Regions from separate parts of the Homo sapiens genome. Here regions 2 and 3 are each linked to region 1. Evidence: chromatin contacts called from ENCODE Hi-C or POLR2A ChIA-PET data. All regions are on one chromosome and are shown on one strand. The core of a region is the stretch at or near the end of the contact, and the rest is flanking DNA. Distances in the headings are between cores, read along the strand shown.

Region 1 (4,755 bases), core at 1,410-3,909:
GCACACACATACACACATATTTTTTTTGAGATGGAGTCTCACTGTCACCCAGGCTGGAGTGCAGTGGCAGAATCTTGGCTCACTGCAAGCTCTGCCTCACGGGTTCACGCCATTCTCCTGCCTCAGCCTCCCAAGTAGCTGGGACTACAGGTGCCCGCCACCATGCCCGGGTAATTTTTTGTATTTTTAGTAGAGATGGGGTTTCACCATGTTAGCCAGGATGGTCTCGATCTCCTGACCTTGTGATCCGCCTGCCTTGGCCTCCCAAAGTGCTGGGATTACAGGTGTGAGCCACCGTGCCCGGCCTAATCTGCATGTTAACTCCAAGAAGCATGTCTTCCTGGACCCACGCTGGAAAGGGTGTAGAGCAGTTAAGCATCTTACCAGTGTCTCACCCATGAAGTGGTGGGGATGGGATTGGAATGCAGTCATCTGACTCCAAAACACTGCATTTTTTCAGGCACTCCAGTATTAAGCTACTTTGCACTGTGCATATAATGGTATATAAAACTCATGACTGCCAGCAGGGTGCCAGTTGCCATGGGTTTATTGAACAAGTGTTAGATGGCTAGCCAAATTCCCAATTTACTGACCACCTGCTGTGTCCCTGTTCTGCAAGTTGGGGATAAAGAAGCTGTTCTGTCTTGAAAGCTCTGAGGTAGTTAATGACGATCCCATGATCTGGCTTCTGTTCCTTTCTGTGAAGTAGCAGATAGTGTATGACTGTGACGTGATAGAAATTGAGAGCCAAGAAGATCAGTGCAGGGAGGCTGGGTCTTGGAAGGCTTCCAGGAGACATACAGCAGTCCCCACCTATCTAGTTTCAGTTGCTGTCGGTCAACTGCAGTCTGGAAAATTATCATGGCTAAATGGTCTGGGATCACCCAAAAGTGATGATCCTCTTGAAGTGTCATCAGAAGGTCAATAGTAGCCTAACACGTCACCATGCCTACGTCATTTACCTCCCTCTCCCTTCCACATAGGCATTTTATCTCCCATCAAGAATGTGAATACATGTACGTATTCAGAGGAAAAGAGTTCATGCAGCCTACTACAGTATAATTATTAATATCTTACTCCCTAAATTATGAACTTTAATTATGTATATATAGCAACAAACTTGGTGTAGATAGGGTTTGCGGTTTCAGGCATCCACTGGGGGTCTAAGAACGTTTGCCCCATGGATAAGGGAGGATTACTGTAACACCAGCAGTGGCAAGAGACATGATCTGATTTGGATGCACAGGAGAAAGTTCTCATTTGAGGCCATGAAAAATAGGAAAGAAAGCAGGGAGATGGGAGCAGGCAGTGTGGGACAAGGTGAGACCAGTCATTCTGCAAGGGGAAGAGAGGATGACACTGGGGAGGTGGGAGCAGAGTGGGTAGGTAGGCATTCTCTTGAATCAACAAGATGGAAGGCCCTACATGACTGATGCCTTTGAGCAGAGTTTTGCACAATGCATTTCTGGTGGGAGATACTCCATTTCAAAAATAGTCTTCAGGTTGGCTGCTAGAGCACAGAAGTATGACACCTGACTCATTTGTGCTGGCAGAGAGGCTCTCCTGGGTTTTAGAGCTTTGTGAACACACCTCCATACATTAATCCAACTGTCCTTCCCCATCCACTCACCCTTGAACTTCCCGCATGCCAGATGTTGAGGGGAGGCAGAAATGAGACCTGCCTCCCAGTGCCCACAGTCTGGATGAGAGGGTACAGGTGAGGTCCTGGTAAGAAACGAAGCTGGAGAGGTCAGCGGAGAATAAATCAGGGAGGATCTTGTATGCCAAGCTAAGGATTTCACTTGTTCAGTGTTTTGGTTAAAGAAAATAAAACGTTGGAGAATTAGATGTTCTGCAGTGGATTGTGTGTTCTTTTCACATGCCGAGTTCCTCCACACAGGAAATACTTTGGCAACGCTCTGGCTGCTCATCATGCATATTGGAGAGGGAATTTATGTAGAAGGTTATGGGTCGATGAGATGGCATCCAAGTATTTATCGTATTTTTTTGAGATGGAGTTTCACTCTTGTTGCCCCGGCTGGAGTGCAATGGCACGACCTCAGCTCACTGCAACCTCCGCCTCCTGGGTTCAAGCAATTCTCTGCCTCAGCTTCCCGAGTAGCTGGGATTACAGGCATGTGCCACCATACCTGGCTAATTTTGTATTTTGTAGTAGAGACGGAGTTTTTCCATGTTGGTCAGGCTGGTCTTGAACTCCTGACCTCAGGTGATCTGCCCACCCCGCCTCCCAAAGTGCTGGGATTACCGTCGTGAGGCACCGCGCCTGGCCCCAAGTATTAATAACTCGGAAAAAGGGACCAGATCAGGAATCAGGAGTCACAGTTCCTGATCTCCACTCAGCTTACAATCAGCTGGGGCCATGGATGGGCAAAAGACTTCCCTTTTCTGGGCTTCTATTTCCCTCCCTGTGTCTGTCTGCTATCCGGGCTAGATGAGTAATTCCGAAACCTGGCAGGTGGGGGCTTTCTTTTTTTCTTTTTGTGAGATGGAGTGTTGCTTTGTCACCCAGGCTGGGGTGCAGTGGCACTGTTTTGGCTCACTGCAACCTCTGCCTCCTGAGTTCAAGCGATTCTCCTGCCTCAGTCTTCTGAGTAGCTGGAACTACAGGCGCCTGCCACCATGCTTGGGTAATTTTTTGTATTTTTAGTAGAGATGGGGTTTCACCATGTTGGCCAGGCTGGGGGCTTGTTAAAAATACAAATGCTGGCTGGGTGTGGTGGCTTATACCTGTAATCCCGGCACTTTGGGAGGCTGAGGCGGGTGGATCACTTGACGTCAGGAGTTCGAGACCAGCCTGGCCAACATGGTGAAACATCTCTACTAAAAATACAAAAATTAGCTGGGCGTGGTGGTGCGTGCCTGTAATCTCAATTACTCAGGAGGTGGAGGCACGAGAATTGCTTGAACCCAGGAGGCGGAGGTTGCAGTGAGCCGAGACCATGCCACTGCACTCCAGCCTGGGTGACAGAGCGAGGCTCTGTCTCAAAAACAACAAATGCCCAGCCTCTTGCCCCAGTTTTCAGAGTTAGTAGATCTGGGTAGCGCCCAAGCACCTGATGTTTTAATAGCTTCCCAGGTGAGGCTGCTTCAGGAAACTGGACTGAAGCTTCCCAGGTGAGCTCAGGCTTGGGAAGCTGGACTGAAGTTTCTCTAAGATCCGTTCTGCCTCTGAGAATTCTGTCTCTAATGGGAATACTGTCTCTGCCCTCAAGAAGCTGGCAGATGAACAGTAATACTATTGCTAATTAATGACCACAGAATAGCTAACATTTATTGTTTACCATGTGCCAGGTACTGAGCTAAGTCTTGCACAAATTATCTCATTTACCTTTTTTTTTTTTTTTTTTTGAGAATGAGTCTCGCTCTGTCACCCAGGCTGGAGCTCTGGATTGCACCAGTGGCGCAATCTCAGCTCACTGCAACCTCCACCTTCTGGGTTCAAGTGATTCTCCTGCCTCAGCCTCCATAGTAGCTGGGATTACAGGTGTGTACCACCACACCTGGCTAATTTTTGTATAGTAGAGACAGGGTTTCTCCATGTTGGCCAGGCTGGTCTTGAACTCCAGACCTCAGGTGACCCACCTGCCTCAGCCTCCCAAAGTGCTGGGATTACAGGCATGATCCACTGCACCTGGCCTCATTTACCTGCACTCGGAGGGAAGTACTATTACCCCCATTTTATAGATGAGGAAATTGAGGCTCAAAGAGGTTAAGGAACTTGGTTAAAGTTACACAACTATGGCATCCTATGATAAGCCTGGGGGCATTTGTGGAACATCTTGCCAAGGAGCTAGAAATGGTCCTGAGCCTTAAATGGGTGGAGGTGATTAGCTGAGGCAGCGATTCTCCAGGTGTGGTCCTGGACAGCAGCAGCAGTGTCACCAGGGAACTTGCTAGAAATTCAATTTCTTGGGCTCCACCCTAGAATTACTGAATCAGAAGCTGTGGGTGGGGCCAGGTAACCTGTTTTTTTTTTTGAGTTGCCCAGGCTGGAGTGCAGTGGCGTGATCTTGCTTCACTGCAACCTCCGCCTCCTGGGTGCGATTCTCCACCTCAGCTTCCTGAGTAGCTGGGACTACTGGTGCCTGCCACCACGCCTGGCTAATTTTTTTTTTTTTTGTACTTTTTAGTAGAGATGGGATTTCACCATGTTGGTCTGGCTGGTCTTGAACTCCTGACGTCAGGTGATCCGCTGGCCTCGGCCTCCAAAAGTGCTGGGATTATAGGTGTGAGCCACCGCGTCCAGCCAGAACCTGTGTTTTGATAAGCTCTCCAGGTGATTCAGATGCATGCTAAAGTTTGAGAACCACTGAGCTTAGGGAAGGGGAGGATATTCCAGAGGGGGACAGCTGTGGAGACCCGGTAGGACAGTGCTGTAGACTGCCCCATCCCTGCCTTTTCACTTGGTGAAATAAAGACGTGTGATGCACTATGCAGACTCCCACAAGGGGGCACTGTGGGCACAGACGTGGAAGCGGTCTGCTTTGTTGTCAAGACCGCTACCCTTGTGGAAGCATGAAAAAAGCTTGATGCCAGATCAACTGGAGAGGTCACTCTTTCTTCTCAGAGAAGGTCTAATGGGGGTGGTAATCTTGTTTATAGGATTCGGCCCTCGTAGGGAAGCTGAACCTGGAGGGCTTTCTGCTGTTCATATGTGCATGGTGATGTCTACCCATCCGTGCTGCGAGGTCTCTGCAGATCCTGTGCAAACAGCATTCCCCCTTTTGTAGCTGC
Region 2 (4,755 bases), core at 794-3,293, 870 kb after region 1:
TGCTGGAGAGGCACTGGGGCCAGATCCTAAAGGGCCTTCAATGCCACACTAAAGAATGTGGTTTGAGGGAGGCTGACTTTATTTACTTTTCTTCTAGATTTGTCTTTTGGGCAAGGAGCACTCTGACGGCACTTGAGGAAGACAAATCGTGAGACCAGCCCAACACTTGGCTCTGAAAACCTTGCCCCGGCCTCTCATGAGATCAGATTTCCCTGCTTTGGGCCAAACTCTTTAAAGCACTTTGGCATCGGGTGAAAGATTGTCAAGGCCAAAGGGCTGGCAGGGGCATGTTGGACGGTGTCCAGGGTCATGCTGGTCCTCTGCTCAGCTCCTGCTCTTATGCCCTAACCTGGTGGCTCCTTTGGAGCAAGGATACGGAGCAGAGGTGGCCAACCTGGGTAAAGGGTGAGTTGGGGACCAAGGGGACCACCCTGCAGAAGACATCTGTTGTTACAGCTGTGGGTTGGGGGCCACAGCAGTGGGAATGCTCCATTGTTGAGGATGTTTGAAACGTGCCCCTGCGGGAGCAGGCTTCACATGCTGGGACCCCACCTCCAGGATGTCATGGCAGCCCCCACCCATCCTGCTTCTTGGAGGATGGAACTCCTTCTGGATGCTCAGTAGCCAGGGATTCTCCATTGAATCACTTGGAATGGGAGCACATGCAAATTGTGAAAAGACATCCGGGCCATGCTAGTGGCCTCAGCATCACTTTTTCTCCTCCTTTCTCCTCCACCGCTGCAGCTGGACTTACCTGCAGCACACACACATAGCAGGGGCCTCCCCTGAGGTCTTGGGCCCACAGTTGCTGCACACTATATATAGTCTTTTATTTGAAAATTATTTGAGTTATTCATTAATGTATACTCGTACTCCTCCTTGAAGGTACAGTGACGGCACCATCTCTCCCAGGAATTCTCCCTGGATTCCCCCAGGCTGTGGGGTGCCCCTTCTCTGTGCACTATCCACCCCTGCTCCCGCTCCTCACTTCCCTCTATCAAAGCAGCAGCCTCTGCTTTGAAAGAACAGAATGGCAGCGCTGGCTGTGCCCTCACTAGACTGAGTTTCTTCAAAATGTGCCTCATTCATGGGAGTGCCCTAAGCCTGGGACCAGCCAGGGGCTCAGTCATGTTCACAAGCCCAGCCGAAGGAGGGTGGGAAGGGTGGTCAGGAGAAGAGAAGCAAGCAGAGGGGTAGGGGGTGACCGCATCAACCAAGGCTTGCATGGAGAAGAGGGTCCAGGTCGGGGATACTCACACTTGCTCACACATCAGAACACCTGGAGGTGCATCCAAGCTCAAAGAGCTGGGCCCACCCCATGCTCCTGATTCAACAGGTCTGTGCTGGGGCCCAGGGACAGGCATCCCCAAATGGTGCTGGGTGATGCTGATGCTGCTGGTCCTGGGACCACACCTTGAAACCCCATCTGGTCTGAATGACGGTGAAGCCAAGAGTAGGAGGAGGATGAAGAAACTAGGACGAGAAGAGGGCTGGAGCCATGCTGTGCAGGGCATTCAATGGTGGCTCAGAGGAGTCACAGCCACTAGGAGGGACAGTGTCCAAAGGCTGGGAGACGGAGACACCGGCAGCCCCAGGTGTGAGCCCCCACCCTGCCCTGACTCTCTTCCCCACATCAGCCAGCTCCTTCCCAGGGCACCGAAGTCCCCTCCTGTGTGAAAGGCACACAATCTCCATGCCCAGCCCACCTCCTCGAGAGGCAGGTGTGCCTCGCAGGGAGAACGGCCACGAGAGGGTTTTGCAGGCTGGAAGGCCCTCAGCAGATGTGTGAGAGTGATTATTATAATCTCCCCTCCCCCAGATGGCATGGTCCGGGTTGCCCCCTCCTCCGCCTGCCAGGCCCCTCTCAGCGGTCCCCGGGGACATGAAGGGCCCAGCTGCCTCCTGGGAGGCCCAAGCCCAACCTCAGCATGGGCTCAGCCTCCAGCCCACAGGGCCTTTCTTCAGGTGCAAGGACCCAAGTAGCTGTCAGCGGGCAGCTCCTCGGCGGGGCACCTCGGGCGGGCGGGAGGCAGTGGTGGGGGTGGCGCAGTGCAACCAGGGAACAAAGGCCGGCTGGGAGTTGGCAGGGCGCCATCAGGGTTCAATGCACAATGGCCCGGGGGGCTGGCGGCTTCGCTCCTGGCCGGCATTTGCATAATGTCTGGGGCAGGAACAGGTGCCCGGTCAATAGGCGATTGTGAGACTGTTCTGTCAAAAGAGAAGGGGCCTGTATTGAAGGCCAGGCTCGCCTATTGCAATGCAAATAGCATTCAAAGCAGACCAGCCCAGCCTGGACTCCCGGGAGCTCAAGCTTCATGAAAGCCACCGAGCCGGCCCGGCTGCTGCCGCTGCTGGTGCCCGCTTTGTCTGAGGCCAAAGGGTGGCATCAGCAGCGGGGGCTGGGAGCCGTAGCAGGGAGTGAGCAGACTGGTCCACCCATCCAGGAGGGCTTCCTGGAAGAGGAGCTTTTGTTGTTGAACTTGGGCCAAAATATTAGAATGAAACTCTGCGGCTTCTCTGAAGAGAGCCCCAGACTAAAGGGGTTACCCCAGACTAAAGGGGTTACCCCAGCTGGGTATGCCACAGCGAAATCTGCAAGGGCCTTGCAAGCGCCTTGCCAAGTCGCTCCCCACTTCTCTTTGCATGGCTCCAAGCCCTAGGATTCTGGCTCCTTTCTCAGGGTACATAGTGAGTACTGCGTGCTCACAAAAGACCAATGCCGCTCTAGTTGCTCCCTGTGGATGAACTCATTCAATCCTCACAGCAACCCTGTGAAGTAGGGTGTATCTGTGTTCTCATTTAACAGATGAGGAAACAGAGGCACAGAGAGGTCAAAGGTTGCACAGCTAACATGAGGCAAAGCCGGAGACTGAACCCAGGCAGTCTGGTTCCAGAAACCATACTCAGCCACCATGCCCGGGCTGCCAATGTGTTCCCTTGCTGCTTCACGAAGGAACTCAAGTCCAGAGGGCAGCAGCTCCTCCTAGCTGGACCAGAATCCAGCTTCCTGGCTTCCTGCCCTTCCTGGCTCCTACCTCAACAGCTGAGAGTACATCAAAGAGGGAAGGTCTGACGTCCACCTCAGGGATGGGCACACGGAGGTGGCACTGGGTGATAATACTGAGATTACATTTTTTTCCAACACCGAAGACAAGGAAACACCCTTTACCTCACAGAACTATTCCAAATTGTAGGGACTTTTGCTTGGCAGGTTGTGTGGGTTCACTGGAAAAGCAAGGCCCTCCGAAGCTGGGTTCAGGTCCTTGCTCTATCACTTACAAACCAGATGACCTCAGACAACTGACTTCTGTTCTCCAGCTCTCAGGTTCCTCATCTGTGAAATGGTTGGTTGTGATAATTTGCATTCCACGGATGTGGGAAATACAGCTCCTTAAAGTGGTTCTCAGTGGTATCTGTTCCCTTCCCCACACCGGACTCTCTTTGGAAGTGAGAGCCTCAAAAATATTCCACCCCACCCAGTTTCATGCTGAGATGAAGAAGCACAAGCATTTGTGTGGGTGTGAATTTATTAAGTCGCTTGCTTGCATTCCATTGACTTTGCAAGATTTTTTTTTTAATTTCTTGAAAATTTTCAGGGAACTCCCCAGGGGAGGCCATTATCCACCACACAATGCTTGTGATGCCTGAATCGGATAAGAGGAAACTCCCTACTGTAATGGGACAGGTTGAGGGACTCTCCAAGCTCTTCACCGGAACCTGGAACCCTGGGCTCCTCTCACCCAAGCAATCAGAAAACATCAGCGCTCACCCCCTCATCAGTGCACAAGAGCTCTCTTCTCCCAGCCACTCTGATAGATCACCAGTGGCTGCCTGCAGGCTGTGTTGAGCAGGGTTCTGGAGTCACATCCCGGCACATTGGGAAAAAATGTCATGGTCCTCCAATGATGCCTGCTGGATGCAATGGAGGCAGTGACTTCCATTACACATTTGTCAGCCTCAATCTAGTGGTGGGGAAATCAAACCCAGAGAAGTGAATTGGTGTTCCCAAAATCACAGGGTGACAATCTCAAAGGTAGAAATATCTATTATTTTTCAAAAAACAAAGTATTTCCTGAATGTTTTATAATGAACCTGTGTTACTTTCGGAATTTAAAAAAATAAGGTATTTTCAGTTAAAGAAGTTTTAAACACATCGAAATGACCCTACTATTACCATAAGGAAAAGGGAGGTAGAAGATGTTCGGGGCAAAGCCATGGTGTTCAGGGTGGGATTTATTCAGGGCAGGGATGGCTATGTTTTGAGCAGTGTCAATGCATGCACTTGTACAGTGCTTTACAGTTTCCAAACTGCATCTCACCCCCTTATCCAGTTGGTCCTCCCCAAAGCACTTTGGAAGCAGGAAACATAAGCATTATTTACTCCTACTTTGCATGTGAAAAAAAATAAGACTCAGAAAACATGTGAGTTACCCAAGGTCACAGGGTGAATGAGTGGTTGAACTGAGCTGTGACCCCTGGTGACAGGCTCTGGGAAAAGTTAGGAGGAGCCCGAGGGAGCTTAGAGGGAGCCTCAAGACCTTCCATTCCATTCCATTCCAATCCATTCCATTCTTAGCCAGCGAGAGTCACAGCATTTGCGGAGGCAGCTGACCTAGAAGTCAATCCTGCCATAGCCTGTCTGCGGGGACCTGCTGGCGCTGGGAGTGTGGGCCACCCCCAGAGGTAGATAGAGCATCCTCTGGTTCCCGGGCCCTCCCAACCCCCCTCTGCTGACCTCATCAGCTCCCTGCCACA
Region 3 (4,755 bases), core at 892-3,391, 530 kb after region 1:
TAAGGAAAAGTCCTGCAACAAAGCTATTTACTTTTTCTGCACCATAGTGTGTAGGATCCATGCCCTGATTAATGCACAGGGTTACCTTAAGAATCAAAAGAGAGCATGGGTATGAAAATTGTTTATAGGCTTGAAATATCCTTACACGTGTTTATAGGTTTAGGGCTATCCCATCATAGTCCCTACACATAGGCCTGGGCCAGAGAACTAGAAGTTGTTTAACTTGGTTCTTAGATCCAACTCATGCCTCATTAAATACCAATCAAGGTAGTATGGAATAAAAAATTTCATGCTAAATTCAATATGAGTTGAAAGATAAATATTGACTGGATATCCAGACAAAGCCAAGTTCCCACCTCCCCTAGACACTGATGCTGAAATCAGCCATCTCAGGTTTATAAAGATCCTCAGCAGCCTCTCCACAGAGCTGAGACCCCTGTAAGCAGCTGTAGAGGTGGGCTCTGGATTTTAGAAATGAGACTAGGATTTGTTTACGGGTACAGACATCTGAGTGGTCCTTCAGTCTCTGGCCCCACTCATTCTGCAAGGCAGCAGCAGCATCCCCAGCATGACTTAGAGTTTTCCTTTCTGTGAGAACATTCCTGGAGTCCTTCCATCCCTGTGACTCTTTGGTCCCTCAAGTTGGATGGGGACATCTTCTCTTAGGGGATGATTTTCATAACATTGTCACTTGCTGGTGGGCCCAGTAACACCTTTGTAGTCAGTGCTGATCATTATGTACTCATTTGAGATTTGCTGCGGCAACATTGTTTGTAATGTATTTGGGTGAGGAAGGGTGTTAAAGAGGCTGTCACAAAGTCTCCCTCTGGTAAAACGCAGGCAGTTTGAACATGCAAACTTCCCCTCATGGCAGCTTTCCCCTTTCCATTCAGTGCTTCTTCAGAGGCCCACTTTTTCCAGACACGGCGCTGTGATGACTGGTAGGAGCCACGAGGATGGCTGCGTGGGGAGCCTTGGTCCTGTCACTTCCTCTCTGCATCTGTGGACAAGTTGTTCCCCTCTAGGTGACTCAGATTCAACATCTTGCAAATGTCATTCTCAGAGACCTGAGATGATGATTCACTGAGATAAAGGACGTGAAAGTGCTTGCAGGATGTTAATTGGCTATAATCATTGTTAGCATTGCTGCTGGCACTCATGGACTTCCTGCAGCAGGCCTTGTTCTAAGCACTCTACATATGCTAAGGTACACAGTCCTCGTGACAACTCTTCTACATGGGCCATCATTTGTCCCCATGACATGGATGAGGAACCAGCTCTAATGAACCAGCACGGTTGCCCTTGGCCAACAGATATGGGATGTGCTGTGGGCCTCCTAGGTGGGAATACCCCATAAGGCTCAAAGAGCAGGTCGTATTTGAGAGGAGTATTGAAAGGTGAAAGGAATGTCATGTACTTAAAACCAATGGAAGCTGCCTCATATTCCAAGGGATGATATGGACATGTAGGGAGTGCCTGAGTTGGAGCACGAGATGAGCATATGTTGAGGCAGGGAAGAAGAATGTTGCTGAGGCCAGAAAGGCATTTTGTGCCGTTATGCAGGCACTTTTCTGCTTTGTTGCCAATATCACCCAGTGTTACAGAAAGGACCAAAAGCAGCATTCTCATACTGTCTAATTTTGCTCAGAAAGAGTGGCAGAAAATTTGTATCGCATCCAAACTGGTCTGTTTTTGGCAGCTGCGGGTCCCACATCCAGGAGGAGAGTTAGCAATTCTCTCATCAAGAAAATCTCCCCAGGGACCTGGAAGCAGCTTTGCCCAGTTCTCTGGCAGGGATACCAGAAGCCATTGCTGCCAGAAAGGTCGTGGTCTCTCTAAGGCATGGCTCTCCATGGCCGAGACCCATGATGATGAGGTACTCCTGCTCTGGAAGGGTCTTCCTCACACCTGCAGCTCATGAGAACCCTCCAAAACTGCTTCTAAAGGATGTTGGTGACATCAGGTGGTTAGGCCCATGACCTGACTCCCTGAGAAGGTGGTGAAAAGGGCGGTTGTCTAAACCACTTTCCTATTTAGATCCAAACTATGTGGACTGTCCTTCAATGAAAAAGAGGCTATCCATACTCCAAGCTCTTGCCAGAGAGCTCAGCCTGGAGCCAACTGCTGGCAGGAAGCCCAGCTGAGACAGTGGAGAACAATGGCTGCGCTTCTGCACCACTGCACACTGAAAGGCTGTTTCCACACACGGCATCTCAGGGCCATCTCTCCAGCCACCCCTCTAAGTGGTTCTTAGTTTTCAGTTCATAGATGCCTAGCGGGTTAATAGATTAATAAATGAGATTTAGGGATCCATGAACCCCTCTATAGCTGTATGCAAAATGTTGAGAGCAGGTATGTTTTTCTTAGGAGAGAGGCTTTAGTTATTGGTTTTTATTTATTTATTTATTCATTTTTAAATCAGATTCTCTAAAGAGGTCTCTGACTCTAAAATGGGTTAAGAACCTCCACTCTAAGGATGGATGAGTTTGGTCCTTATATTATGAAAGTGACCAAAGAAGCCACCCGTCCTGACCTTATTTATTTAGGTCCTGCTCTGAGATGTTTGTTAATATTATGGTCCAGCTGTTACCCAAAGTCAGATGAAGAAATTTCTGGATCTTCTAGTTAACTCCTATTGAAGACATGATCCATTAGATCCATTAGAGTATTTGGCACCAACCTGGGACCCAAGTGATACATTCTTTTTATAAATTGGCACTAGGAAAAACTTTGTACCTTTTGATGATGGGATGTATGTCTTTCTTTTTATCAACTGTTGAGAACTGTACGACTCAAGATGTTTGCCTCCTTTCTCTGGCTGCTGGGCTGCTGTGAAGTTCTGAGTTATATTTGATGTTCACTTAGTCAATGGTTACATTTGATGTGCATTTATTCAGGATTTTTGCTGATCTCCTGTGTTCTAACATCAGATAAGCACAGGGGAGAGAGGATTGAACAAAATAGAGGTGGTCCCTGCTGTAACACATGATGTTTAGCCCCCGGTTTTTGTGCATGTAGTTTTCTATTCCACTGCAGATTGTGAATAGTGGTGATCACCAACACCCAGTGTCCACTGTGTCCAGGCATGATCTAACTGTTTACATATATGAATTAATCTAGTGTCCCTGAGACACAATGACCTTAAGAGGTAAGTACTATTATGACCATAGTCTAAATATGAAGAAACCGAGGAAGAAAAAAGTTAAGCTTCTAAAGTTCACAGTGCTAGCAAGTGGCAAAGTCAACATTCAAAGCCCTTGGCCCCAGGCTCTGCACTTAGATGTGGAACTCACACTTCCATCCTCACCTTGCCAGCTGCTTTGTTGGGGCAATATTGTGTGTTTGTATGATGTAATTCACTCTATGGAGCATTTTACCCCCACTGCTGACTATAGTCCCTGATTTGCCTTTGTTTGGTAAATATTGCTCTTCCCATTGCTGAGATAGCAATGTCGACGTTCAGAAAGGTGAAGCAATTCTGTGCCTTTAAGGCCAACCTAGCCCCCAAAAATCAAGCGATCTGAGCCCAAGCCCAGAAGGCCTTCTTCCCACTAGTCTCACTCCTTTTCTCCTAATGCACATTTATGTGTCATTATAAGTGGCCCCAGTCCTGTGCAGGGATGCAAAAAGAAACAATACTTGGTGAATTTCATTTGAATACTAAGTGGAGAAGTGTCCAGTGGCCTTTGTTGGTTTTGTGACTTTGAAGATCCTCCAGTGCTGGTTAAATGTAAGATTACACCTGGTTAACACCAAGAGGAACCTGGAAGATCATTGATCTAGAAACTTCTGAAAGTTTTTTGGGAGGATAAAGTCTCCTCAGAGAATCTTATGCAAGTTATGGACACTCTTTTTCCAACCCAGTTCCCTGATCCTCATTCTTGTTTTGACAATTTTAATGATACTGTGACATTTCAGGATAAATTGTCATTGTTTTCAGAAAGAGCTTTCAGAAAGGCTCATTGCTTGTTTTCTGCGACTCTAAGCACCTTTCTCCTTGTCACTGAGTGGTGGAATATTTTCTTTTTTTTTCTGCAAAGGGGAAAAAGGGAAGTGTAATTTTCAACTCTCAGCGTAACTTGTCTTTGATTAATGTATATTGTAATCATCACAGAATACACAGCTGTCTATTAACGATGGAACCAAATGAGTTGAATAGATTATCAAAGAGCAGCAGCCCCAATTCCACTCTAAGGTACATGCTTGTCTTTAGAACATTAATCTCATTACAGGTTTAAGTCTGATTCCAATTTCCCTGACAGTCGGCAAGAAGGAGAGGAAGATTGATCAAATATGCCAGGAGCAGAGAGAGCGCAGATCTCAATGGGGCTGAGGAAAGAGAGCAGCATGGTTTCTTTTTTAAATGATTATTCCAAAGGGATGAGAAAGGCGGAGAAGAGATTCAAGGAGCATTGAGGATGGGTGGCAGGGTCCTGGGGTGAGCAGGCAGGTGACAGGAACAGGCAGAAGGGGCTGCCAGGGAAGTGGGTATCTCTGGGGCATTGCTGGTGAGGAAGAACCAAGCTGGTAGGAGGCAGGAGAGGGATGAGGGATTGTGGCAAAGTCACCAGAGCCAGACCTTCAGCCACACATCCCTCAGAGGCCCTTGCACATAGCACAGAGTGGAGTTCTGGACTTGAATTACTGACAACTCAATCCCACACCTGGAAGAAGGCCCAGGCTCTGCCACAAAGCTGGCCTGGAACTCCAGGGACAGAGGCCATAAAGCAGGTCTTATTCTAATTTGCTTGAGAG

Evidence for each region. Hi-C counts contacts between places; a loop is a spot of excess contacts on that map. ChIA-PET counts read pairs that join two places held with the same protein, here RNA polymerase II (POLR2A). Pooled maps may share reads with other maps.
Region 2: a loop to region 1 is called in a map of dorsolateral prefrontal cortex, with 4 times the contacts of the local background. The contact joins two enhancer-like sites. A Hi-C loop is called at or near these places in 1 of 168 maps with a recorded cell type or tissue (dorsolateral prefrontal cortex) and 5 of 50 pooled maps. POLR2A ChIA-PET finds 5 or more read pairs at or near these places in 1 of 52 experiments (PC-9).
Region 3: a loop to region 1 is called in a map of endothelial cell of hepatic sinusoid, with 4 times the contacts of the local background. The contact joins two enhancer-like sites. A Hi-C loop is called at or near these places in 1 of 168 maps with a recorded cell type or tissue (endothelial cell of hepatic sinusoid) and 4 of 50 pooled maps.

What each region holds. Positions count from the first base shown.
Region 1 is chr10:78,042,997-78,047,751 of GRCh38, forward strand. It overlaps a transcript of RPS24 not described here. Among named protein-coding and RNA genes, the nearest start is that of RPS24, 12 kb to the left of the region's middle. RefSeq lists an enhancer at 4,574-4,633. Within about 2 kb of position 2,660, at least 2 of the 41 ENCODE cell types and tissues checked have a DNase peak (open chromatin) inside an H3K27ac peak, as active enhancers do.
Region 2 is chr10:78,911,733-78,916,487 of GRCh38, forward strand. No RefSeq gene overlaps it. Among named protein-coding and RNA genes, the nearest start is that of ZMIZ1-AS1, 150 kb to the right of the region's middle. RefSeq lists enhancers at 1,531-2,050, 2,051-2,571, 4,204-4,705, 4,706-4,755. Within about 2 kb of position 2,044, at least 3 of the 41 ENCODE cell types and tissues checked have a DNase peak (open chromatin) inside an H3K27ac peak, as active enhancers do.
Region 3 is chr10:78,578,055-78,582,809 of GRCh38, forward strand. No RefSeq gene overlaps it. Among named protein-coding and RNA genes, the nearest start is that of LINC00595, 310 kb to the left of the region's middle. Within about 2 kb of position 2,142, at least 2 of the 41 ENCODE cell types and tissues checked have a DNase peak (open chromatin) inside an H3K27ac peak, as active enhancers do.